Linked DNA regions of Mus musculus: region 1 is linked to region 2. Evidence: chromatin loops called from intact Hi-C (ENCODE). Cell type or tissue: left cerebral cortex. All regions are shown on one strand. Each heading gives the region's core, and the rest is flanking DNA. Links, peaks and the distances in the headings are about the cores only. Region 1 holds the start of Fosl2 (fos-like antigen 2). Region 2 overlaps Babam2 (BRISC and BRCA1 A complex member 2).

The links. Peaks named below come from ENCODE experiments on the same cell type or tissue, not always from the same donor. Only the 100,000 strongest peaks of a DNase experiment are listed, where the experiment ranks them.
Region 1: a loop joins it to region 2, with 8 times the contacts of the local background. A loop is called at or near these places in 6 of 42 quality-filtered maps.

Annotation. Positions count from the first base shown.
Region 1 is chr5:32,122,869-32,139,464 of GRCm38, reverse strand. It overlaps Fosl2 (fos-like antigen 2), which reads right to left and starts at 2,993. Exons shown (of 4, transcript NM_008037.4): 1 at 2,660-2,993. The coding sequence starts at 2,761. Gm36665 (a long non-coding RNA gene) reads right to left here. Exons shown (of 3, transcript XR_376848.3): 3 at 16,072-16,472. In left cerebral cortex, for the core only: CTCF peaks have their summits at 4,166 and 4,375; DNase peaks (open chromatin) are centred at 6,093, 6,326, 6,815, 9,722 and 4 more places; H3K4me3 peaks cover 3,308 bases; H3K27ac peaks cover 3,383 bases.
Region 2 is chr5:32,033,101-32,041,100 of GRCm38, reverse strand. The region is part of intron 10 of Babam2 (BRISC and BRCA1 A complex member 2); the gene reads right to left. Among named protein-coding and RNA genes, the nearest start is that of Gm52770, 38 kb to the right of the region's middle. In left cerebral cortex, for the core only: no CTCF peak of the experiment used is centred there; DNase peaks (open chromatin) are centred at 3,365, 4,004, 5,129 and 6,220; H3K27ac peaks cover 3,070 bases.

The sequences.
Region 1 (16,596 bases), core at 3,502-11,501, 95 kb before region 2:
AGGTGCATCCACCTAGCTCCAAAAAAAATTAAATTGCCAGGGATTGATTAACCTTTGAGATTGAGATTATAGCTACAACAGGAAATAGTTTTCGTGTTTTGAGTTCCTGCCATAGACACAAGCAGAGGTCTTAACAAAGAGCTGTCTGCCTCCCACCCCACAGGTCAGTGGGGAAGTACTAGGTACTTAGTACTAAGACGCAGTATTAAGACCTTATGAAGCTAGATGTCGCGGGGGGGGGGGTCGGGGGGGGAGTGCCAGACAGCAAATTTATGGGGATACAGGACCCCACAAACAAGGAGAACAGGGGGAAAATAGTATGCACTTGCACAAGGAAAACCAGGAACTTCTCACAAGTTCCACTGATTGGATTGGTCCACCGTGCAGTCATAAAGGAGGAAGGCCCAGTCACTAACTGCCAGGAAAGCTTCCCCATGTAGAGGGCTGGGAGCAGAGCTGATTACAGACTTTATCTGGCATGTAATAAAGTTACCTTGAGCCCAGATTGGGGTGGGGTAGCAGCACAGACTTGGGAAGTAACAAAAACAGAGGCCTATCACTGGGACCACAGAACAGTTTTATAGACAGCCAGATCAGGGAGGGGGAAGCCTTCCCCCTGTTCCTCGTCTCCTACCCACCGCCCCGACAAGGCTGAGAGTTGGCTTAAGTGGCATTACCTTGCCAATCCCTCTGGTTTGAAAGACTTCTTGCTCATAAGGCTGAGCAGAATAGGCAGCTATACCTGAGAATCGCATGCACTGGTTGCTGCTAATTGCAAAATCCTCCTGTGTTACAGCATGCTAGGAATTAGCCAACAGCTGCTTTTTGCTTGGGTAATGAGGCCCTATTACACACTGCTGGACGGAGCTCTCTTCCTTCATCCGAGCATCGGTTTCCTGTCTGATTTGCTTCCAAAACAGGGAATTGCCTCCGCTCACATCCTGGGCTCAAAGCCCTAGTGACACAGATTATTCAGTTGGGGCACTGATGTCCGGTCTGACTTCCCATCCAGGCCCCAGAGTCTGAGCAAAGCCAGGCAGGGAGATTGTACTGTCAGTGCTCACTGTCTTGGTCTCATTAGTGGAAGAAACAGAAACGCAAAGCTTCTATGTTGGTTGGAAAGGAGAGGTACATGGGGTGGGGTTATTGGATTGGAAAGTAGGGGACAACAGGTATAAAGGACTCTAAACCCATTGATGAGTGATGTTTGGGTTCAACCCAAAACACCAAATGTACTGGGATGCAAACATAAGCGACTACTTCTCAGGTATGATTTGGGTGTTCAGTAGTAAGAAAGGGTCCACTGACTGGACCCTCAATGCTCAGACCAGGCTGTCTACAGTGGGTGCTTAGTAGGTATGGGGCTTGGGAGGAGCTAGACACAGAAAAGTCATTTAGAAGGACTCCCCAGATATGGAACATTACTTTGAGAGAGGTGCCCCTCTTGTCAGATTACAAAGAAAGCCATATTTTTATTATATTTCCCAGCTCACTCCACCCTTCCCTGGAAGACCCCTGACCTCCTATCTGGTTGACTTCTAAAGGTCAAAGTCAAGGCCATGGCTATTGGCTTATGGAGTAACTCTGGCTGCAGCCAGCTTGGCTAGGAACTCCCAGATGCTTGCCAAGGTGGGCTTCAGGTGGCAGAGGACCTTTTGAGTTCATGCAATTCCCTCACAAGATGGTGTTTGTGGTTCCTGCGACACAGGCCAGGTACCCTACCACCCCTACCGCCCCACCAATACCTGTCTGGTACCTACAAAGACACAGATTACAGGCACAATCCTTCAGTGCAAACCAGTCTGGCTGCTTTAGAAAGAGATGTTTTTCTACTTCTAAATCCACTCAGGAGCTCAAGCGATGTGTCTCTTTCTCCCACTTCTCTCTGACAGCTTCTTTGCCCCAGGTACCCCCAAGCCCCTCAAAGTTCTGCTGGGGGGGGGGGGAAGTACAGGCTCCTGCCCAACCCTTACCGGAAGCTGGAGGGGGGGTGTCACAGGAGGTGTCAAGAGCCAATCAAAGCCAGCTTCTTCCTTCCTGACCTTCGCACCTAATTCCCAGGGGCAACCCTCGCCCTCACTCCCAAACACTTGAAGGAGCCCAGCTTTGTTTTTGAGTCCCCAATCCCTTTCAGAAAACAGCTAAGACCGAAGAATAACAGAAGAAGAAAGGGTTAAAAAGCCTTCCCCCCCGCCCCCCCCCGTAGGGTCCTTGACGGCTGGGAGGGGCTTAGGGGGCGCAAAAATTTTCTTGCCTATCCACTACCTAGAAAGAGGAACGTGAAAAGGGAGGGAGAGCGGCTCGGAAGGAGGCAACAGGCTTCCCGGAGGGGACCTGTAATTTCAAGAGCTTTTCTGGAAAATTAAGTACGAAAAGGGGGAGAGGGTGTCGTTGGCTCTTCAAGCCCACTCTCCACTTGCTTAAAAAAAAAGAAAAGAAAAGAAAAGAAAAAGAAAAAGAAAAGTGGAGAGTGGGTAGGGCGGAACAGGAAAAAAAAAAAGAAAAAGAAAAGAAAAGAAACCCACAACTTACAGCGGTGAAGTATTTTTCTAGCCTGGCTAGGAAAGGGAAAAGAAGGAGGTTGGGGGTGGAGGCAGTGGGAGCAAGAAGAGGGTAGGAGTCTGCCCGCGCCGCCAGGTGCACCCCGGCCCGCACGTACCTGCTGGCCGCCGCCACCGCTGGAGTAGGACTCGGCGTGCGCAGGAGAGCCGCTGCTGCCCCGGGACGAGGTGTCAAAGTTCCCGGGATAATCCTGGTACATGATCCGCGGTGGGGGCCGGAGAGGAAACAGGGTGGTTTTCTTCCCCGCCCTCGCCGCGGCCGCGCACAGTCTGCTGCGCGCTCGCTGGTCCACCGGCCCGGCCACGGGCTGGGCTTTTCGCTCCCGGGATGTCCCCTAACCAAGGCAGACAGGAGGCAGCGACACTCGGGAAGTGACCCCCCCGATCGCCGCGCACCGCACTTCGTTTCTGCTCTGCAAGCTCCGCGGAACCGGTTGTCCACCGAGTCCCTCCCTCTAAAAAGTCGGCGCGTCCCTCGGTCCCTCCCCTGCGCGCGCCCTTCCGCCCCCGCGCGCAGCCGGAGCTCTGCCGGGACCCACGGGCTGGAGAAAAATGGGCAACGCAAAAAGACTAGGAGCCCCGCGGGTGTCGCTTGGCAGCTCTGGGGGACTCCCTCCCCGATCTCTCAGGGCGCCAAAAAGGCGAAAAAGAAAAGCTGCCGGTTGGGAGAAACTTCTGTTTCCTCCTTTTAGAAAAGGAGCCCGAGAATAAACTTCCTGTGGCCAACTCGCCGCCTGAGTTTCCCGGCGACTCGGACACTTGACTTAGGACAAGGCGGTGAGCGCCGGTCCAGCGGCCCCGATCGCGCCGGTGGGACAGCGCCCGTGGGATTCTAGGCTGAGCGGTGCTGAGAGGGACGTGGCTCCGCGTCGCAGTGACCTGCACCCCGTGCTGGCTCCAGGACCTGCCAAGCCTCGCGCTTCTCGCCTCGCTTCGCCCTCCCCTCTCTCCCCCTCTTTCTTGCGCTCGCTCTCTTTCTCTCTCTCTGTCCCTGCCGAGCGCCGCTCACTGTCTCGCTTCGAGCCCCTGCGCTCTGCCCGAGATGAGTCACTACAATGGCACGAGTTCAACTCCACACTCTTTATTCTCCAGCCCCGCACCATGTGGATCCACTCACGTCAACCTTAGACTCCACCTTGCTGGGAGGAGCGCTCGAGGCGGCGGGGGAGGAGGCCTGGGACAAGGAGGAGGAGGAAGAGGCGCGGGAGGGGAGGGGAGAAGGCGGGCGGGGCGCTCCCCTCCCGGCCTCGCTCGCGGTCGCGCTGACGCCAGCCACAGACCCCGCGCGAGGAAGGCGGGAGGCGGGGAGGGTGGGAGAGCGCGGCCCTCGCACTACGGGGGCGCCGAGGCCGCCCGCGTTCTCGCCGAACTCCTCCACCCCCCCTGGGGCGCAGCGCCCTTGGTCTGTTCCATTGGCGCACGTTGCCAAAGATGGTCATTTGCGTTAGAGGACGCGAATGCGGGTTTCCTCGCCTTCGGGTGACGTGGAGGGAGAGGGATTCCCTCGCCTGCTCCCGCCTGCGCCCTGGCCTCCCTACCTCCTCCCCTCCATCCCCAACCAAAAGGAAGGGGCGCGGGGCGGGGCCCCGAAAGCGGCCGCGCCGGCCTGGGCTCCGGGTTTTAGAAAAGGAAAAAAAAAAAAAAAAAAAAAAAATCGCAGCCCTGAAGACGAGACGGGCGGCTCAGTGCGGCGCCACCGCGAGGCAGAGAGCCCGGCGCGCAGAGCTGCTCGCGGGGAGGGCGCGGCCGTGCGCAGTCGTCCGCACCCTCAGCGGCGCCGCCCGGTACAGCGGGCGTCCTGGGCGCACCGGGCACCCGCGCCACCCTGCGGCCGGGTCTTGGCGGGGTGCGGCGCGGCGTCGCCAGGCGGGGCTGGCCTGCCCATTTTTCACTCGGAGCCTGGCTGCCCACTGCTTCCCCTTTTTGTGTGTGTGTGTGTTGTGTGTGTGTGTGTGTGTGTGTGTGTGTGCGCGCGCGCGCGCTTGTTTTTTTTTTTTTCTTTTTCTTTTTTCTTTTTTTAATTTATTTTATTTTGGCCTTCCAATTAACTTGCTTAGAAGTAGTATTGAAGATGAAATTAGCCAGTGAGACATTCGGGAGTCCTCTGTGCTACACAGTTATGACGCATGTAATAGTAGTAACCAGGTCTTAAAAGCAAATCGGGTTGTTTTTTAAAATACATAAATAAATAAATAAATAAATAAATAACTGGGGCCCGAGAGGTGTGCCCCAAGTTGCCTTGAACTGTTTTGGAGCAAAGTTCAGGGCGCGCGTGGCCGGACTCCTGGCTCTTCCCGCCTTGATGGGTGGGGTGGCACTCAGGGTAAAGAGCGCAGGCCTTGGAGTATGAACGCCTGGCTCTGCTATTTACGAGCTGTGAGATCTTGGGCGAGTCTAGAGTCTCAGTTTCCTCCTCTATCTAATGAAAGGTTTGGAGCAGGACGACCTAAAGCTTTCTTCTGCTTCGGATAGCCTATCATCCCCAGAGAAGGTACAATGAGTACAGATAAGCGCTGTACCAGGAGTTGAAGAACTCTCTTTCTTTTGAGGCAGGGTCTCAGCACAGGCTGTCTTAAAACTCTCTATATGTCAAAGATAAGCCTCCACCTCCCGAGTGCCGGGATTACAAGGGTGAAAAAACGCCTTTTTTAGCCATCCTTATGCAGTGCATCTGTATCCTTAAGCTTTTGAGGAGTGAATGGGAAGTAAGGTTGTTGGGATTCCACTGAGGACGTTGAAGTGCTATGCATCTCCCATATCACATCTCAGGTCCTCAGTTTCCTTATCTGTGAAGTGGGGGCGTTACTAGGAAAGAAAAATAAGAGCCGGGAACTCGAAGCTTTCCCGGGGCTCCATATAAAGCGCCTGCGTTTCCGGGACGACTGGCGGCATCTGGCTGCCCCAAGGGCCTCAAGATACGGTAATCCCAAACAGTACTAGGGGTCATTGTTTACAATTATAAAACACATTCTGTCCTGAGCTCCATCCCCAAGGACTTGTGCGCGTGGTAAGCTGAGTGGCCAGACTCCTCGCATTTTTGCAGCTGCCCTCCCAGCAGAATGTGCAGCTCTGCAGGCTCGAGAACGGGGTGTGGTGCAGGCGTACACGCACGCACCAGCCTTGGGTGCCTGGCCCTCCCCCCTTCCCATCCCTGCGTCCTGGCCTGCTTGGGTGTTTACGCGCCTCTCTCAGCAGGACTGAGTAAATGCAGCCCTTTGACGCAAAACGGATCAACCCTTCCCCAGCAGCAGCAAAACCCAGAAAACTAGAGGTGGGGACGGGGGCAGGGCATAGAAAAAAAAAAATCGTGACACTTTCCCACTCGCCTCGCCCTGTGTTCTGCGGGTCCTCGGCCGCCCTAGTGAAATAAATCTTGGAGGGTTGGGGGTGAGCAACTGGGGGGGGGGCGGCCGGGGTACGCAGGGACCTCCCCGAGGAACCCCGTGTCACAGCAGCACGAACAGACGCACTTTTGGTTTTCCTTCGAGCCGCACGGGCTGTCCGGCCCTCCCCCAGCCCGCATTCAATAATCGTGAGCTTCTGGGTCTCTCCCACACAGTCCTTCCAGTAACGCGGGGCGGGGGCGGGGGAGAAGGGGAGCAGGAGCTTCCTCCAAGGCCTCCGCCATCCCGGGCGCGCCCAGCAACTAGCAGGCGCCGCCGGGAGCGCGCCTTCGGGCCAGCGCAACCTCGCGCCCTCGCCCGCCCCCGCCCGGACCCGCTTCCCCCGTCCTTTCCTTTCTTGTGGCTTCCCGTAAAGCCAGCAGCCCCCAGACGTCTGCAGAGCATCACGGAATCTGTGCTGATGCAAGTCGCCGGCCTCCCTTTGGTGCGCCCCGGCCCGCCTGAGAGCGCTTTGATCCCTGCCTGGCCCTGCTCCGGAACGTGAGCTGGCTTCCCGTGCCTGCCTGGAGAGGAGACCTAGGTTCCACAGCCTAGGCCACCTTTCAGTCCCGTGGCACCAGAGGCAGAGCTGCCGGGACACTGGTCTCCCTTGATTCAGTGGATGCTTGAAGTTTGACCTATCTAAACCCAGTTCAGCGGCGCCTACGTGGGAAGACATACCTGGGGGCACGCGGTTAAGAAGGGGCTGGAGTAAGATGCTCAGAACAGGGATTAAGCCCCAATGTCTCAAATCAAAACGAAAACATACTGTCCCTTGTAATCCACACAACAAACATTTGAGGTGTCTCTCATTTCCAGGTGTCAGTTCAAGAAAGCAAGACCAAGTAACTTGTCCTGGGGAACTGGTCAGTGTTTAATAACGAGTTGAAAGTAAAACCGCCTCTGACTGAGTCTGCCTACCCGCCTCCACCGCATTACCTGCCTCCTACCGGAATGTCTCTCTGGCTTTCTAAGCACAGACTTCATTTGTTCGTGGCTTTAACTGACATTTAAAAGTGCCCCTTTTTTCTCTTCTGAGTGAGGGAAAGGAAGAGAGATGCCGCTGTGGGGAAATAAAAAGGTAGTCTGGGCTGACTCTTCATCGCCTCTCTGAGTGTCTGGACCCTCCCGTTTCACTCATTCCAGTTTCCTTGTTATCCCATGCAGCCCAGGTTGCCCTTGAGAGACGTCTTGGATCTTAGAATGATTGTCCCCCTCAGTGACCCACCCATCAGAGGAAGGTGCGTTTCCTGAAGACCTTTCAATATATGCAACTTCGCTTGTCTCACAACATCCCCAGGAAGAGCAAGGTCAGCTGTGGACCAGAGTCAGGATTGCCCATGCAAAGCCAAAGAATACAACGACAGCGCAACCTCCTCAGTACGGTCCAACCTGTGGACGTCTGCAGCTGAACGCAAAGCCATCTCCCGTGCCCTTAAACCCAGTGTTCTTCCAACCTTGACAGTCTACAGATTCTACTCCTTAGTGATAACCCTACCTCCCACACTGCTAGGAGGGATCTGCAGTCATAACTTTATAGTAAACAACGCATTAGATGATATGTTCTGGTTCCTGAAAGCATTTATATTCGAAGCCCGAGTCTTGGTTAGGGTTCTTACTGCTGTGATGAAACACCGTGACCAAAAGCAGCTTGGGGAAGAAAGGGTTTATCTGGCTTGCTCTTCACATCACAGGAAGTGAGGGCAGGAACTCAAGGAGAGCAGGAACCTGGAAGCAGGAGCAGAAGCAGAGGCCGCGGAGGAGAGCTGTTACTAGCTCATTCCCTGTGACTTACTCAGTCTGCTTTCCTACATGGTCCAGGACACACTCACGCACCACCCCCAGGCCTGGTGGTGTGGCCCACCAGTGAGCTGGGCCTACCCACATCAATCTTAAGTCGAAAGAATGCATTCGAGACTTGCCTCCAGGCAATCTGATAGAGACATTTTCTCAAAAGAGGATGCTCTTCTCAGATAACTCTTTAATTTGTGCAGAGTTGCACCCTGCCCCCCGCCACACACACACACACACACACACACACACACACACACACCAGGCCAAACAAAGCAACAACAGGACAACCTGTTTAATGCAGAAGTGTTTGTGTTTTCTGAGTACCTATAAATTTGTCAAGGAGCCACCAGCAAGCAGATTTCAGCTCAAATGGTTCAAAGGACAAGGTCTTTGTGGTGACCTCTTTGGGGAGGGTCCTTTGAGAGAGGGTTGGAGAAACGGGGAATTTAGTATATCTAATGTCTGGCAACAGCTGGAAACAGAGTTGTTAGGGGGCTATTCAGAGCCACTAATTCTGAGGAGTGTGTTTGTATCTGTCAGGTGTGAGGGTCCAGGAAAGGCTGGGAACTGCTTCTCCTCCTAAGGGGCCCACAGGGTATGGGAGTGGGGTTTTGAGTGAACAAGACAGCTTCCCTCCACCCCCATGGGCTTACAGCATCTGCTCCAGGACCCAAAGGGCACTTGCAGCACATGCGCTCTGAGGTCTAACACTTACGCATCCCCAACATACACTGGAAATAAATCTACAGTGCAAGCACCGTGGTACACACCTATAGTCTCCGCCCTTAGGAGGTGAAGGCAGGACAATCAGGAGTTGAAGGTCATCCTCAGCCTCATAGTGAATTGAAGTCTAGCCTGGGCTACAAGAGAACCTCTCAACAACAACAACAACAACAACAACAACAACAGCAGCAACAACAATAAAATCCAGGCATGGTGACACATACGTTTAATCCCAGCACTCAGGAGGCTCTGGCAGGTGGATCTCTGTGAGCTGGAGACTAGCCTGGTCTACAAAGTGAGTTCAAGCCAGGGCTACACAGGGAAACCCTGCCTTGAAGCGGGAGCGGGGGAGACAAGTTATATTTAAATGAAATGAATGTTCTATCGTATGGGTTCTGAGGACCGAGCTGGGTCTTCTGGAAAAGTAGCCAGTGCTCTTAACCATGAGACACCTCTCCAGCCCAAGGGCACCTCACAGCTCTCTGTAACTCCAGCGCCACAGGATCCAACATCCTCTTCCGCTCTCTCCTCCTCTGGGGCACTGCACACATGTGGTGAGCACACAGAAATGAGGCAAAACTCCCATCCTCATGAAATAGTAAGTAAAATGTTCATCTGGTGGACAGTAGAGGTACCTGTGTGCACAAAACAACCCTTCTGGTTGCGGAATTTTATACACTCTGCTGAGTTGCATTACCCTCAATAAAATCAAACTAATAACTAAGCTGTTGGTAGCCTCAACCCACATATAGAGAGAGTCCTACACCCAGTAACAATGCTTTGGTCAACAATTTCCTGAGGACATCACGACCATCTGACTTTGGGGTCAGAATACTCTGCAATGTTCACACAGTGACAAAGGTGCCTAGTAACACCTCTCCTAGAAAGTGTTGCCATTGTAAGGTAGTATGTGACTACAAATTAAAATTTTGGAAATTGTGAACAAATAATGCCCTTCTGCCCTCACCCCCCATCCCTACCATAGACCCATAGACCCTGCTCCGCATTCAGGACAGAGAACCTTCCTGCCGTGTGTGTGTGTGTGTGTGTGTGTGTGTGTGTGTGTGTGCTAAAGCTCGATACATTCCAGAGATGGTGACAGATGCGGTGCTATCGTTCTGAAATATCACTGAGTCAGAACAGGAGTCACCCCTGGTAGGAATGTTTGTCGGGTCCCAAGCAGGAAAAGACCAGCTTCCCCACCCCTTCTCCTAGCCTCAGATCCATTCAAGGATTATAGAGAAAGGATGTGCTTGCCTCTCAGCTTTCCAGCTCTGCCAAATCGTTAGTCAAGGAAATGCCCACAGACCCCACAGGCCGGTCTGATGGAGGTAACCCCTCTGTCCCTTCTCACAGGTGACTCTCATTTGTATCAGGTTGGCAAAAACTAACCATCAACCCATTTTCTAGATACAGAAATTGAGGTCCAGGGGGCATGCAGATGGCTCAGCAGGTAAAGATCTTTTCTTGCCACCCAGCCTGACACCCTGAGTTTGATCTCAGGGACCCACGTGGTAGGAGAGGCAACTTCGGCAGGTTGTCCTCTGACCTCCACACATGTGAACTGTGGCACCCACACACATATGCACAAACATGTTAAATAAATAAATATAGCTGAGGTTCAGGTAAAGCAAGCCACAGATTCAAGGTCACTTCGTGGGAAGGCAAGAGTCACTCAGAGAAACACTCAGAGCCTCCATAGCCGATGCCAGGACTCCATTCAGCTGTCTTGAGCCCAAACAGGCTCAAACAAGACATTTGCCTGGCCCACCATCCCTCTCCTTCCTGTGGTGACTCCGTTGATCTTCTTTTAGGAAACTTCCAGCTCTCTGCCTTGTGTGCCATGGCTGATCCTTCGGCTGTAGCGTGAACACATGTGCACAGGTTGCAGGTCTGGCTGACAGAATGCCCCAGGCTGCAGTTACTGAGTGAGAGCTACAGGGATGACTTAAGACCCAAGATCTGTGTGACAGTTAGACCTGAGACTTTGGCTAAACTCCCTCTAAAATTAGCACTCTTTTTTTTTTCTTCTACTTCTCTGGGAGAGGCTACTAGGGGTAAAGCCAACTCAGAAGGAGGCAGCGCTGAGGGGTAGAGTGCTCTGTTAACAGGACTTGATCACCTGCCAGTGTGTCCCTGAACTCGTAAGCTCTTTGACAAGACTCTCCCTTTTCTGCTCAAATCATTTTGAGGGGGGTACCACTTGCGACTAAAAGGGCCCTGGATGCTTCACTGCCAACACACAAAGAGCACCCACTGGGAGTACTCAATGGGAGACTCACTGAGAGCACCTAGTGCTTGTCAGACATTTCTAGAAGAACAGATAGGTAAGATAGTCTCATTCTTTGGAGAATTTGGCACATGGCTGAGAAACAGTCTCAGCTTTAAGAAGAAGCCAGCTAAAGCAACACCACAGGGTGTTCTCTGGTTACTGCAGAAGGTTGGAGCCACCTGTGTGGCTGTGAACTTGGTCTCGGCAATCAGATAGGATACAGATAAGTTGGGGAAGTTATAAGACAGACAGCATTCCAGGGAAGCCTGGGTCCAGGGGTGAGAACGAACTGATGGATTGACAGATGGATACCAGAAGAGTGGTCTCACATGTATAGTCTGGAATGGGTGGAGAATGGAGGTCCTGAGGTGTCTCCAGGAATCTTCTAGAACAGCCAGGCTTGTTTGGAATAATTTTGTTGGCAAGGTTAGGCTAGAATGAGTGTTATCCTGAAAACCATCAGAAGTTTGGGGCAAGTGTTTAAACGGGGTCTGAGGTGGCACTGTAGACTCTGAAAGTGTCATTAAAAAACCAAATGGGCGTCTAAGTCAGCTGTCCCTTGGAAGGCTGATGAGTTCCCTGCTAGCCTTGGGACTCTGCCATGGAATACTAGCCCAGAAGGTTTGGACAAAAAAGGAAGGCAATGCTAGCAGCCTTCTCAGGAAGTGGCCAACTCAGGAGGAGGGGGAGGGGAGGGGAAGGGGGAGGGAAGGGAGGGGAGAGGAGGGGGAGGGAAGGCAGGAGAGCTGCTAAATTGTGACAGTAAGGCCTGAATCTCCGTTCCAACTGAGAAAATGTCAGCACAGACTGGAGATTAGATGCTGCTCAGAATTACTGTTTCATCAGACGAGTTGATAACATTAACTGTCTTATATAAATATTATTTGGAGAGATATACTGAAGAACATGAGGTGACAGGCGTAAGACTTGGGGGTTTCTGTGATGAGGGATTGAATGGAGTCTCGTGCACGTTAAGCACTGAGCCTCACTCCTGGTCCCTGCTTGTTATGAGTTTGCTTTAAAATATTTCAGCTAAAAGGGGAGGAAAATATTTCTATACATTCCTCTACGCATGCATATTATGTATGCATATGTTTTATCCTATACATAGATCTGTAGCTAATTAACAAATAGAACATTGAGCAAAATATTCCAGACACAATATACTATATATTACTCCATCCCATAAATTCTGTTCTAAAGGCAAAGTGGATCTGTGATCTAGATGTCAGAAGGAAGAATGTGGTTGGCCTTGTGGAATCAGGGTGAGGTCAAAATGGAGGAGCCTGAGGGATGCTGGCGAGGGTCCATCTGCCTCTTGACTGGGTAAGGTGTGAAACATGTCACTACGCAGGGGACTCAAGTACCTTATGTATGGTTTATGCTTCAGTAAACGTACCCCAAAACTATCCCACAGAGGTGGGGGGCAGGCTGAAGCAGTCAGGAACCCTCCATGTCCAGCATATGAAGAAGACACAATAGGAGTCTGCAGGAAGTCTACATCTTCTAAACAATTCTGAGAAGTATCTTTCATGGACCAAGGGACACATATAATGGGCCACGGTCCGACACTGAAGCATCCATCTTCAAGCCAATCAATCACCCTCACGGCAGGACAGACACAAGGGCAAGAGCCTGGAGCACAGATGAGAGGAAAGGGGCTTCTGAGTCCACGTTCACTGGCCTGTCCACCTGTCTGGGGCAGCTTCAGATTCCAGGTGCGACCTCCTTAGACTCAGCCAGCCAGCTCAAGTGTGCCACCCCAGGAGTGAGCAGTGCCTGAGTCCCTGAAGTGGTATGGGCCAGCTGCTGTGGGTCACCGCCTCATGGGACCCACCAAGAGCCTGGGGAACAAGACTGTGCTATCTCCACCAATGTGATTTCCTGTTAGGGACACATGAGCTCTTGAAAGAGGAGGGGAGAGCCCTGGAAAGAATGAAGCAAAGGTGGAAGGAGGGAAGGACCGGGCTCCATGGGCCCTGCTTTTGGCATAGCTGTGATGTTTTTAGAGACAGCCTCAGGCTAGTGGGCTCAGCCTGGGGTGCACTTTCTGCTCTGCCAGTTGCCTGCTGTATAACTTGATGGTTGTTCCACTGTTGTACACCCAACCCACTCACTTGCAAAGTTTGTGTGTGTCAGTATCTGTGTGTGATGTGTGTGTCTGTGATGTGTGTGTATGTGTGTGGTGTGTTTGTGTGTATGTGTGTGATGTGTTTGTATGTGTGTGGTTTGTCTATTCAAGTGTGGGGTGTGTGTCTATGTGTGTGATGTGTTTGTGTGTGTTTGTATGTGTGTTGTATGTATGTGTGTGTCTATGTGTGATGTGTTTGTGTGTGTGGTGTGTCTGTACAAGTGTGGGGTATGTGTGTCTGATGTGTTTGTGTGTGTAGTATATATGTACTAGTGGGGTGTGTGTGTGTGTTGTGTGTAGGGGTGCTGGTTCCATGTCTGCCAAAGAAGCTAATGATTCTTACGGCTAGTGATTTAGATCAAAGAGCTGAGTGTTAGAATGCTGGTGTACTACCTTACAGCAAAGTGAGTCTGGCAGTTCCAGGACCTCTCCACAACTCACTCTCCTCCCTGGGACTGTGTGGTGATAGTAATATCAAGTCCTTAGACCAGAGTGGCAAAATGGCTCAGCAACTAAATATACTTAGCACCAAACCTGATGACCTAAGCTCAATTCCTACCAAGTGGGTGGGAGAGAACCGGCTTCCACAGGTTGTCCCTTGACATCTATTTGAGTGTATACCAACCCACACACACAAAATAAACAAACAAATAAATAGCATGTAATCAAGGATCCTTGATCCAGTACGAGAGTTATGCACACATATATTTGTTGAAATTATCATCCTCCATTCATTTATAACCCAACATAATACCCAAAGGATCTCTGTAGCTGTGGGGAGGACATGCAAAGCAGCCTGGGAAGAACTTGGCATGACCGATGGATATTCACAGTACTGCACTCTGCTCCCTGCTTCTCACAATGTCTGGGAACTCAAATGGGAGACAGTTTCTAAAAATGACGAAAAATGGGGAAATTCCATCCATAGGACATCTAGGGGAGGTGCAGGAAACAGGAAATTGGAGGCTGGAAAAGGCACCCAGTAGACTCTCAAAAAAGTTGGGTTCTTGGACCTCTGAATCTTCCATTGCCCAGGGGGCACTGGGAGAATGGGCATGTCCAGGAAGAGCAGGGTCAGAGCTAGAAGGACCCCAGGTGCTCATTACAGCAACCCCTCAACACTATTAGACACTTGTAAGAATTGAAGGCCAGTGGTGGGGTGGGGACAGGCTTACTTCCCGTCACCTAGAGTGGCAGAGGCAGGGCTGCAGCAGTCTTGACACCAAGTGAAGGACACTATTTCCAAGTACAGGGTCCTTGTACATTTTCCTCATTTCCTCACTTTGGCTGGGACTCCTGGAAGCAGATAGACAGAATGGCTGGATTGTCTTCCTCTACATGTGCCTGGGGGCCCAGCCCCCACTGATGTTTCAAGGGGCTCCTGAACAGCGAGCGCCTTCAGCCAAAGAATATAACACAGGCAAGAGCAAACACAGAACCTTATTGTTCGGGCCAGCGATTACTGCACTGGGTGGGGCATTTATTTATTATCACATTTATTTCTTTTCATTAACAGAAAGCAAACATTCCCCACCCCAGGAGCTGGAAGGCTACCACCTGTACCAGAGGATAGATGATCATGTCTCTTCGGAGCAATGGAGGGTGGATTCATCCTTCTCGTTCCTCAGATCCAGGTCAGCTGAACTAGGGAGAGCTCCCACACCACCAGATGCAGAGGTGAAAACTAACAATGAAAGCTATGGCATGGGCCTTGGGCGAAATAGTGTGCCATGTTCTATGTCACTGGCAGCCACATTCTATAAAACGTTAGAGGTGGTAAGAATTAAACGATAGGCGCGTGGGGGCTGCTAACACAGTGCCCGATAGACAGGCACTCAACAGACAAAGCCACAGCCGTAGTTTGAAGCAAAGTGAACTTGCTTTGGCAGAGATTACATGGGTGCTCCAGAATTGCTCTGAGGATAAACAGAGCAGAGGTTAAGAGCCCAGGTGTTTCAGATGTAATCTCACTTAGTGCTGTGTACATGGGGCCAGAGGGGACGACCTGATGAGTTTTTAGGATCACTCTGCTTCCCAGCTCCCATATCAAGCCCCCAACCCCAGCTAGCCGGTATGCCTGAGTCACCCAGGCTCTCTCCCTCAGCATAAGTCCTTCTCTTCTCTCTCCTCACTCCCACTGCCTTTCCTGTTCTTCCCCATCCCATTTCATAAGGTCCAGCTTCTGATAGTTATACATAGTTTTTTGTTCACAGAACAACAACAACAACAACAACAAAAGCAGAATGTAGGTGAGGTCCTTCACTGTAGCCTTATAATGTGTCCAGGGAGCCCTAGACAGTTGTGTGTGTTGCACTCGGGGGGGGGGTGCAGAGGGTGGTGGTGCTAGGCAGGCATCACTGAGTCTAAGGTGGGCTAGTGGGCTGGGGACAGGAGGACCAGGAGGGAGACGTTCCTTTCTCCCTTTCTTCTCTGCGGGATTTCAGAAGCAAGAAGGTATTGGAGAGGCCTCAGCCACCTGAGGAGGCTGTGGCTCAGCCCATTCTAATGTCCTCTGTAAGATGCTGAGCTATGGTGTTGGGGAGGGGGGAGAGAGACTGTGAACTATAGAATCTGACTGGGAAAGCTGGAAAAGGCCTCTGGGAGTCTCTCAGGTTGGCATTTCCCACCGTGCTGAGGAAGTCTTGCCTGGTGCTAAAGGAAGATGGTAGCTGATAAAAGAACTCTGAGTTTTTCTTTTGTTTTGTTTTCTACTAAGTTTGCAAAATACTGTGTGAACACAGTTTCTTCACTCAAGACTTCCCAGAGTCTTAAAGATTCCAGAGACATTTGCCAACCTCTGGGATGTGTGACTCAAAACATCTCATGAAACAGTGACTCAGCTGCTCCCTGGTGTTATGGAAACTGAGGCATGGGATCCTAGGGGCAGCCACCAGCGTGTCCAAGGTTGGTGCTCTTTCCCTAACATCAAACTAATTTAAAACAACAACAACAATAACAGACAAAGACTGTGTGTACAGCAAGATGCCCCAACATTTAAAGGTGCCTGCCACCAAAATGGACAACCCGAGTTCCAGCTTTAAGAGATATATGGCGGAAAGAAAGAGCCCACTCCTGAAAGTTGAACTCTGACTTTCACAGGTGTGTGTGTGTGTGCATGTGTGTGTGCATAGGGGGAAAATACACACACACACACACACACACACACACCTAAGTTTAATGGGAACAGTGTATGTGTGCCTGTAATCCCAACACCTGCAAGACCAGGATAGGAACATTGAGAGTCTGAGGAGAGCTTGAGTTATACGAAAGACCATAAAAAAGATGAAACTATCTCATCATCTTTCTGATTTTGTTTTACTCACTGTGATTGGGGCAAAGGATGTGGAAACTGAGCACTGATTTACTAACACGTAGATGTTCTAAAGGCCAGGAGGTTCCCGTGGGGTAGAATTAGTTCATTTCCTCTCAAGTAAGGATTTCAATCAAACCTGTTTGAATGTGGATGTAGCCAGTTGTTAGGATAGCAAGCTTGCCTTCCTTAGAGGGTTCCAATCGTAGTTGACCGATCACTGACTGGTGGGACAGGTCAAAGGGAGTTCTCATCAAAGTCCCCAGAACTGGTGACTGCATTATAGCAAAATGAATATCTGTAGATGTAATGATATAAAAAGCTCTTGTAATGAGTGCTTGTCTGAATGGACCCTGAATTCAAGGATGAGTGTTCCTTTAAGACCTGGGCAGAGAGCAGTTACACATGCAGAGACCTAAGCA
Region 2 (8,000 bases), core at 1-8,000:
ATGTTTCAATGCCCTTGTTTTCTTCTTTTGATAGGAAAAATACTTTATTGCCCTATCTATAGAGTGTTAATGCACTCAACACTGTTGCTCATTCTGTTCTCCAGGGTCTCCACAGCACAGCTGACCTTCTACTTCTTTGCCACATTTTAACTGCCCTCACCCCTCCATCTTCTCACCAGTCTCAATCTCAAAGCTTAGTTGAGGGACTTGCTAGCCCTGTGAGGCCCAGTAGTTCTTCCTCCAGGAAGTCCATCCATCGATGAAGACCATCTGATAACTTCAAAAAGTTTACATCTTCTCTGACTTCACACTTATACTCCAGCCTGCTAATTTCCAGAGGCCTGGATACAAGCACTATGCTTAAAGATAGCTTTCTGGCCTGGTACACAATCCTACTCAGAGAATACTAACTCAGGAACAGATAGTACCTTATTTCAATCAGGAAGAACTAGCATTGAACTCAAGCCTTCAGATTTGAAATCTAATAGTTCTAACACCATGAGAGTGTTCTGGCATTTATGGGGAAAAGAGCTCTTCCTACCTGCTCTAAGTTCACTAAACATCAGACTCAGTTTACAACTCTGCCAAGCATAAACTTGGTCATTTTCGACTCCCTTCATTCTTCTATTTCCATCGTGGTGAGGATTGCCTTCAAAGACACTTTCGTCATACTGACTTCTACCTTGGATCAAGAGAAATATGAATATACATTCATTCAAAAACCAGTATTGGCCTACATAAGACAGCTGGACATACTTTTGGACATACTTACAGGTTTTTGCCAGAGCAATTGGCAAGGCTGCCCACACATCTACCAATTAAGGCAGTTCCAAACAACATACTAATCAATGTTCATATGGAATAGATCAATAAATAAGCTTCCTCAGGTCCTAGGAGATGGTTTTCTATCTGACCTATATACAGATGTCAGCTTAATGACTACTCTACTCCTTGTTCTAGCTCATGGTCCTAGCTACAGTCTCTGTGATATTCCTGTATGCTGCTAAGGGCAGCTATGAGAGGCCTGATGTGTCTCCTGCTATCATATAACCTATTCTATAATCTAGCTTTGGGCTAAACTTCTGCTTGGAACACTAAAGAGTTCTGAATTCAGAAACCGAAGCCTATGAGTCTTTAAGGATTAATGAAGAGAGTTAGATTAGAAATAAAGAAGAAACTCAAGTTTTAAAGGACCTTGAAATAAACCTGGTCACATCTCAAACAGACTCTGTGATAGACTTAACAGCTAAGGCCTTCTCAGTGTGCCTGCTAATGCTTATACAGCAATGTGGCACCCTTGCCTGCTTTGCCTCTGACCCCTCACCAACACACACTGTGAGGAAGATCTCTGCTGCCAGAGGCCAAATGTTTCATTTTAGATTTATTATTAATTGGCTCATGCTGAAACAGGCTTGGTTCTTTGTTTGGTTTGCTAAGTCATTCCGCAAGCTCAGTTCACAGAAAAATCAAACAGAAATCTGCAAAGCAGTACAGGAGCAGGCACTGGCATGGTTAGGAGGTGTCTGAACCCTTGGCCTACTACTGCGACCCTTTAATACAGTCCAGGCACGGTGACCCTGACCATAAAATGATTTTTGTTGCTACTTCATAACTAATTTTGCTACTGCTATGAATGGTAATGTAAATATCTGTATTTTCTGACAGTCTTAGGAGACCCTTGTGAAAGGGTTATTTGATCCCCAAAGGGGTCACAGCCTACAGGTTGAGAAGCACTGGTCTGCAGGATGCTTTCAGTAAGTGCACTTCCCACCCCCAGCATCTAAATGTCTGTGTGAATTTGGTGAAAGGATAGTTTAAGACTTGTACAAAATGAGAGAGCTGTTGGCATGAAACTCTATGAATGTGACCAAGAACATTCTTGACTGTGGGCTTTTAAACTAGCACAAAATGACCCTTGGGACTTCAACTATTTAAAACAAACTTTTAGCCAAGTGTGGTGGTGTTGGTGTGGGCCTATCATTCCAGCACTTGGGAGGTGTAGGCTGAAGGACTGGAAGTTTAAGGCTAGCCTGGGTTACTCAGACAGTTCTAGGCCAGCCTATGCCTCATGAAACTGTCTCAAAAAAAAGCAACCAACCAACCAACCAAAAAACATGAATACAAAACAAAATAAAAGCCACACACAATTGTGGTTCATGTGAGAATAGGTTCATTTGAGAACATTATTAAAAGCATGTTTAGAAATGAAAAGGTGAGTTTGTGGTTTATTTGAAAAGTCCAGTGTGCATGGCTGTCAAACTCCAGACTAAGGGCAGGAGAACTCAAGGGAAAGTTAAAAAGTAAGTTGCCTGGGCTGGCCATTGAGGAGTCAGAGGCAATCAATCACAACAGCCAGAGGACTGCTAACACAGGCTGCTGCCCCTGGGACTAGCTAGAGTTCCTGTGACTTCTAATGTGTCTCTTTTACTTAGAAGATAAGATGTAGATGGTGGGGCTTGTGACCTGTCCTAGCTGGTCTGACAAAATCTCAGGTCCAAGGGGCAACTCTATTCTATGCCTCTCAAGTGGCCCTCTCCATGGACTGTAGCAGAGAAGGAAAAGCATACTCTCCTTAGTGGTTTCAGAGGCAGGGCTGGAGGTGGCACTAGCCACATGTCACTCCTCCATGGTCTTCTTAGGAGGGGCTACACTCTATGCTGAACAATGCTTGTTTGGAGACCATCCCGTTCTCCAAGCTGCCCTCCTGGCATCAGCTCTACCAGCTACCACCTATTCCCTCTTCCTTCCTTCCTTCTCTAAACTCCCAAAAGAGGACTGGCAACAAATTTGAGAACCTGCTCATGCGTGACTTCTGTCTATCTGAATGTATTCGTGGTTCTTACCCTACCCATAAGCCCCTACAACCATTACCACAATGATACTTTTCCTTGGCCTTCCCCATCCTGTCCCCTCCCTCCAGATGCCCTTTACTGGCTCACCTTCCCCTCGGCCGGCCACTTAGTGTTTTTCAGCAGCAGTCTTCTCTTGCCCTTCACCAGCTGTTGGCCACTAGTGCCAGGGCTTCAACCGCCATCAGTATGTGGTCACAAAGCTTTTGTTACATCTATTTTGTGATAGTCACCGAACATCTGCACTGGCTTATCACACAAACACCACAGACTCAATATATCTAAACTCATTCTCATTCTTTGACTTCTGGTCCTCTTCTTCAGTTTCCAGTCTTTCCTTAGCTAGCCAGGCTCAGAATTACAAAGCACTCTACAAGTCCTCCCTCTTCCTCCCCCCCCCCAAATCTGAGTGCTCACCAAGTCCCAATTTGCTTCTGATGTATTTCTAGACTCTGTCCTTTCCTCTCCTGACTCCCACAGTTTTAGAACCTCACATTTCTCTTGCCTGAACTAGTTACCAAAGTGGTTTTTCTACCCCCGGCCTCTTCCCACTTGCATTCTCCTCCTCTCTGCCATCATCCTTGGGAGTCTAAGATAATGCCACATCCATCTTTAACATCCCTCCAGGCCTTTGCATCAGTAAGACGACATATTTTGAACAAGTGACGTACACGGTTCAGATTTCTCTTCTGTCATCTGCCATTCTTTACTCACGCATCCCAAAAGTCAACTTTATGAATTATCTCCACCATGAGGGTATACTAATCAGTTCCTGAGTACACTCTGCTGTTCTCTTTGGAGCGTCCTTGCCCCCTTACCTATAAATCTCATCTACATGTAAGGGCAAGTTCAGGCAGAGCCGTTCTCTAAGATCTCCAGAGGTTTGGCACTCCTGTGTTCCAGCAGTCTACATGTGCATCTGTACATTTACATGTCTGACTCTCCCACCCCTGGACAAATGTGTGCACCTCACCTCTTCTGCACCTCCAGGCCTACTCCAGGGTTAGGTTCACAGCATACATTTCAATGTTTGCTGAGTTGACTTAAATATACATAGGGCTTTCCGTGACAATAGGACATTAGCCTGTGCATGTTCTGCTGTTCCTGGTAACAGTACTACTGACACAGCAGGTTTGGAGCAAAGACGACAGATGGTAAAAGAGGCAGCTGCCAAGTGTCAGAAATGGCTGCAAGTGGCTTGGGACAGGCAGGCAAAGGGGAGAAAACATCCTGTCTCTTTCTGAAGTACTTACTTTTTGCAATCATTGTTGATGTTTCATTGATAAGTATAGTTACATTTATTGTTGGCTATAAACAATCCAATAATAGGTCTGCAAACTGAAAGGGACCACTTTCTGTACATATAAACAGACAGGTTACACTCTAAGGACTTAACTCTAAATAAACTGTGTAATTAAGTGACAACAGGAGCTAAGTGTGTGAGGCTATGCCTTGATGACAATTGGGCTAGCAGAGCTCAGCATCTGAGAAGAGAGAGAAAGCCTGTTGGATGAATGTACACTTGCACTGACCAGGCTGCTCATCTACAGAGAAATCTTATGTGCATGAGTAGTTGTATAATTTTTTAAGCATGAAAAAAACATTTTAAAGCCAGGGGTAGTGGCATGTGCTGATCATACCAGAACTCAGAGGGAAAGACAAAAGGATCAGGACTTCAAGTTTGGTTATAGAGTAAGTTTAAAGGCAGCCTGGGGCACAAGGGAACTTATTTTTTAAAAAGAAAGAAAAACACTTGAAGAAAATATTATTATATTCTTATAACTCTGACCATAGGTAAACGTGGAATGGAAAGCCTTTGGAAGTTTTGTTTTGTTTTGTTTTTTTGCAGCTCATGAGAACTAATATGCTAATATTGTAGGCTAAAGATTTACACACACACACACACACACACACACACACACACACACACACATACACACACACACACTCCTGGTTTTAGGACGTGCTGGCTGGACATGGGAGTGGAGAAGCTGTGAGACTGAATACTTGGGTCAGAAGAGCCAGTGTGGTGAGATGCACTGCAGTGTGACGCAGCAGAATGAAAAGACATCACCTAGCATGGATCATAAACAGATTCTTTGAAAGACCAGAGACGAAGATCAATCAGTCCTTGCTTAAACATTGGATGGCTGCCTGGTACAAAGGCCTATTTTGCTTTGCTATGTAATTTCCTCACTACTTAGCTACAAAAGCGTATCAGAATTGAATTCTAGTGCTCTGTCTAAATGGGAGCTGAGTCACAGGTACCTGATGCTGTGTCTGCAGGCTGAAGTGGATGACTCACGTCTGTGAAATTCTGAGAGAAAGTACCACCCGACCCCTTGCTTAGTCATCTTTTGCATGGATGCTGGGTTCATGAGCTCTGTAAACTATAATGAGCTATCTAGCCTTTTACCATCTCTTTCTTCTTTTCTAAACAGTACAAATTACAGCTCTAAAAATAACCTCATCTACGCAAGTGAGTCACTGTGACCTAACAAGCTTCCACAAGTAGTTACCCAGCTCAGTTGTGATATTTACTTGTGAAGGTACAAATCTTGTTGTCATATTAGCCCCCATTTTCTTCTCCCTCAAGCTTCAGATAAGAATTTGGTGAACTGGGGAAAGGAGAAGGGAAGAAGGTTTCAGGGAACATTTTTTTTTTTTTAGGAAAAAAAAAAAAACATAATGTACCCAATGCTTGAGATGTTCAGGATTGTAAATAGAGCTTGTGGGGAAGGAATTCACTGGAAGCTATCCCTGGGCTTGAGATGTTTTTCAGTTTTTCAGAAGGTTTGCCTAGCATTTATAAGACCCAGGGTTCCATGCCCAGCACTGCATAAACTTGGGTGTGGTTGTAAGATCAAAAGTCCAAGGTCGTCCTAGGCTACCTAATGAGTTTGAGGCCACCCTGGACTAGAAATCCTGCTAATCAATCAATCAGTCAGTCAGTCAAATAAGTAAAGCTATTCCTACCAGCATATGAGAGCTAGAATTTTAATATTTTAGGCTAAAGACGTTTCTCTTAGTAAGGAGAACATATTGACTATGGAAAGACATCTCTTGATAATTCTATTTTCTTAACAATTCTGGACTGTAAATGTATGACTTTTTTGATAAAAGGCATAGCTGCGCCAATAAGTTTGTATGCATTAAATGTTCATCTTTGGATCCTAGAGACATACACTAAGCCTTGGCACTCTACCTGTCCACTTGGCTACTTTCTGACGCTCAGGCCTGACCTCTGGTCTTCAGATTGCCTGGTGAGACTTCCATTGCCAACTCGCTGTCTTCCTACCCCAGCCTGTACAATGAATTCAACCAGGGGCAGGAAGCGGCTGTCTCCATGGAGCTCCTCTCTTCACGAGTGAGGCAAAGCTGCTCAGATACCAAAGTGCCACTCACTCACACTCTGGCTTACTTGGGGAGACTGGAAAGGAACAAACTTCCTACTACCACCAAGCCTAACACTTGCCACCACTGTCCCAGCTTCTCCTGTCAGAGGTCAGACCTCTTGGCCTCACCCAGACAGTCACGTGAACAGTCGCAACTAGCTGCTGAGGGTGCTTAGGGATAGAATGATGAAATCATTGATTTAGCTGAAAACGTCCCCAGGAAATAGGCTACAAAGCCCATTGACGGCTCCAGCCAGGCAGAGGCTGAGTCACTCCAGTCCTTCCTGACTCCTTGATTTATATTAAATAGGTCAGCTGGATCACCTGAATCCTGTTCCTCATCCTTTTGAGGGGCTGCCCCCTGCCATCATGTTGGGCCTAGTACTGCTTCCTGTTGGGCCTAGTGAGGACTTTACTAATCAGCCTTAGCCTCAAGTCCTAGGAGGGCCTGTGTACTATGTTCCAGGGGCCACCTCATGATCACATCTCTACTTTGGATCCCTTTCAGGATGCAGAGACCCTAGTTACCCTTTCATTCCCACAAGGTAGATGACACGTAGCCCCGTCAGCTCTTTTCTCGTTGCAAAATGGGTGTACCATGTACCTCTCAGGGTATGAGGAGGAAGAGGAAAGGGGCCCTGTCTGTCCAAGTTCAAGGGGCTCCCAACACCCAGAGGCTATGGAGCTTCGGCTCAGGGCCGACCACTGTGGGAGGCTCTGTGTCTAACGATACGTTAGGATATCATTCAGTGTAGTCTTGGACCTCAGGGGGCAAAGAAGCTGAAATAATGAGACAAGTTCACAGGATAATGAAACGGCAAAATGTAAGTGTGTGTTCTTCAGAGCAGGTGGATACTCAGACAGGACAGCTAAGCAGAAGAAGGGTTTTCAGAAATGGTACAAGAAAGATGAGGCCAAGGAGTGACAGAGAGGAGGGTCAGCACACAGGTTCTTGCTGAGTAGGAGAGAAAGCCTGCTGGTCACAGGAGAATGTTCCCTTGAGAGGCCATGGGATAAAAGCCATGTCTTCATTGGTTGGATGTGATATCTGGGCACAGGAGCTGGCCAGCAAAATAATCCAGAAGGGAGGTGACCTGACTTGACCTGGTGTAGCTAGGGAGGAGGTAAGGGTGTGGCAAACACAGAAGTAGCTCACACCTTGCATTGCTAAAGCATGGATAGACTCTAATTTGCTTTTAATCCTCATTTAGGTCCTACCATAGAAGGTAGGCATGCATAGGGACAATTCCATTTCACAGATGCAAATACAGGATCTCAAGGCTATGTGGTGGGGTTGAGAACCTAACCCAGTATTCTGATGGTGAAATGAATGCTTTTTCTATCATCTGTACAGCTCTCCATGCTGTTCCAAGGGCTGGGGCCATTCAAAGCTGGGTGGAGCAGATGTGCCAGTCAAGGGAACTGGGTAAGAACAGCTCCTCCACCAGGACGCCTTATCTATAGGCTCGGCTAGCCCCTATCTTCTCAGCAGCCAGAGCAAAGCAGTCCCGTGGCATCTTAGAAGTCTGTGAGCAGAGCTCCCTGAGAGAGGTGACTTCCTATGGCAAGGACATTGGACTGACTCCCCTTGGTCTACAAGCAGCCAGATACGGTTGGGCCTGCCCTTGCCTCTCACCTCCCACCTCTCTCACAGCCTCCTGCTTCCTCAGGCAGAAGGAAGAGCTCCTTCCTGATTGCTATACAAGCACCATCTTGAATTATCTTGTACTTCTCACATGACGGAGGCTCCCTTAGC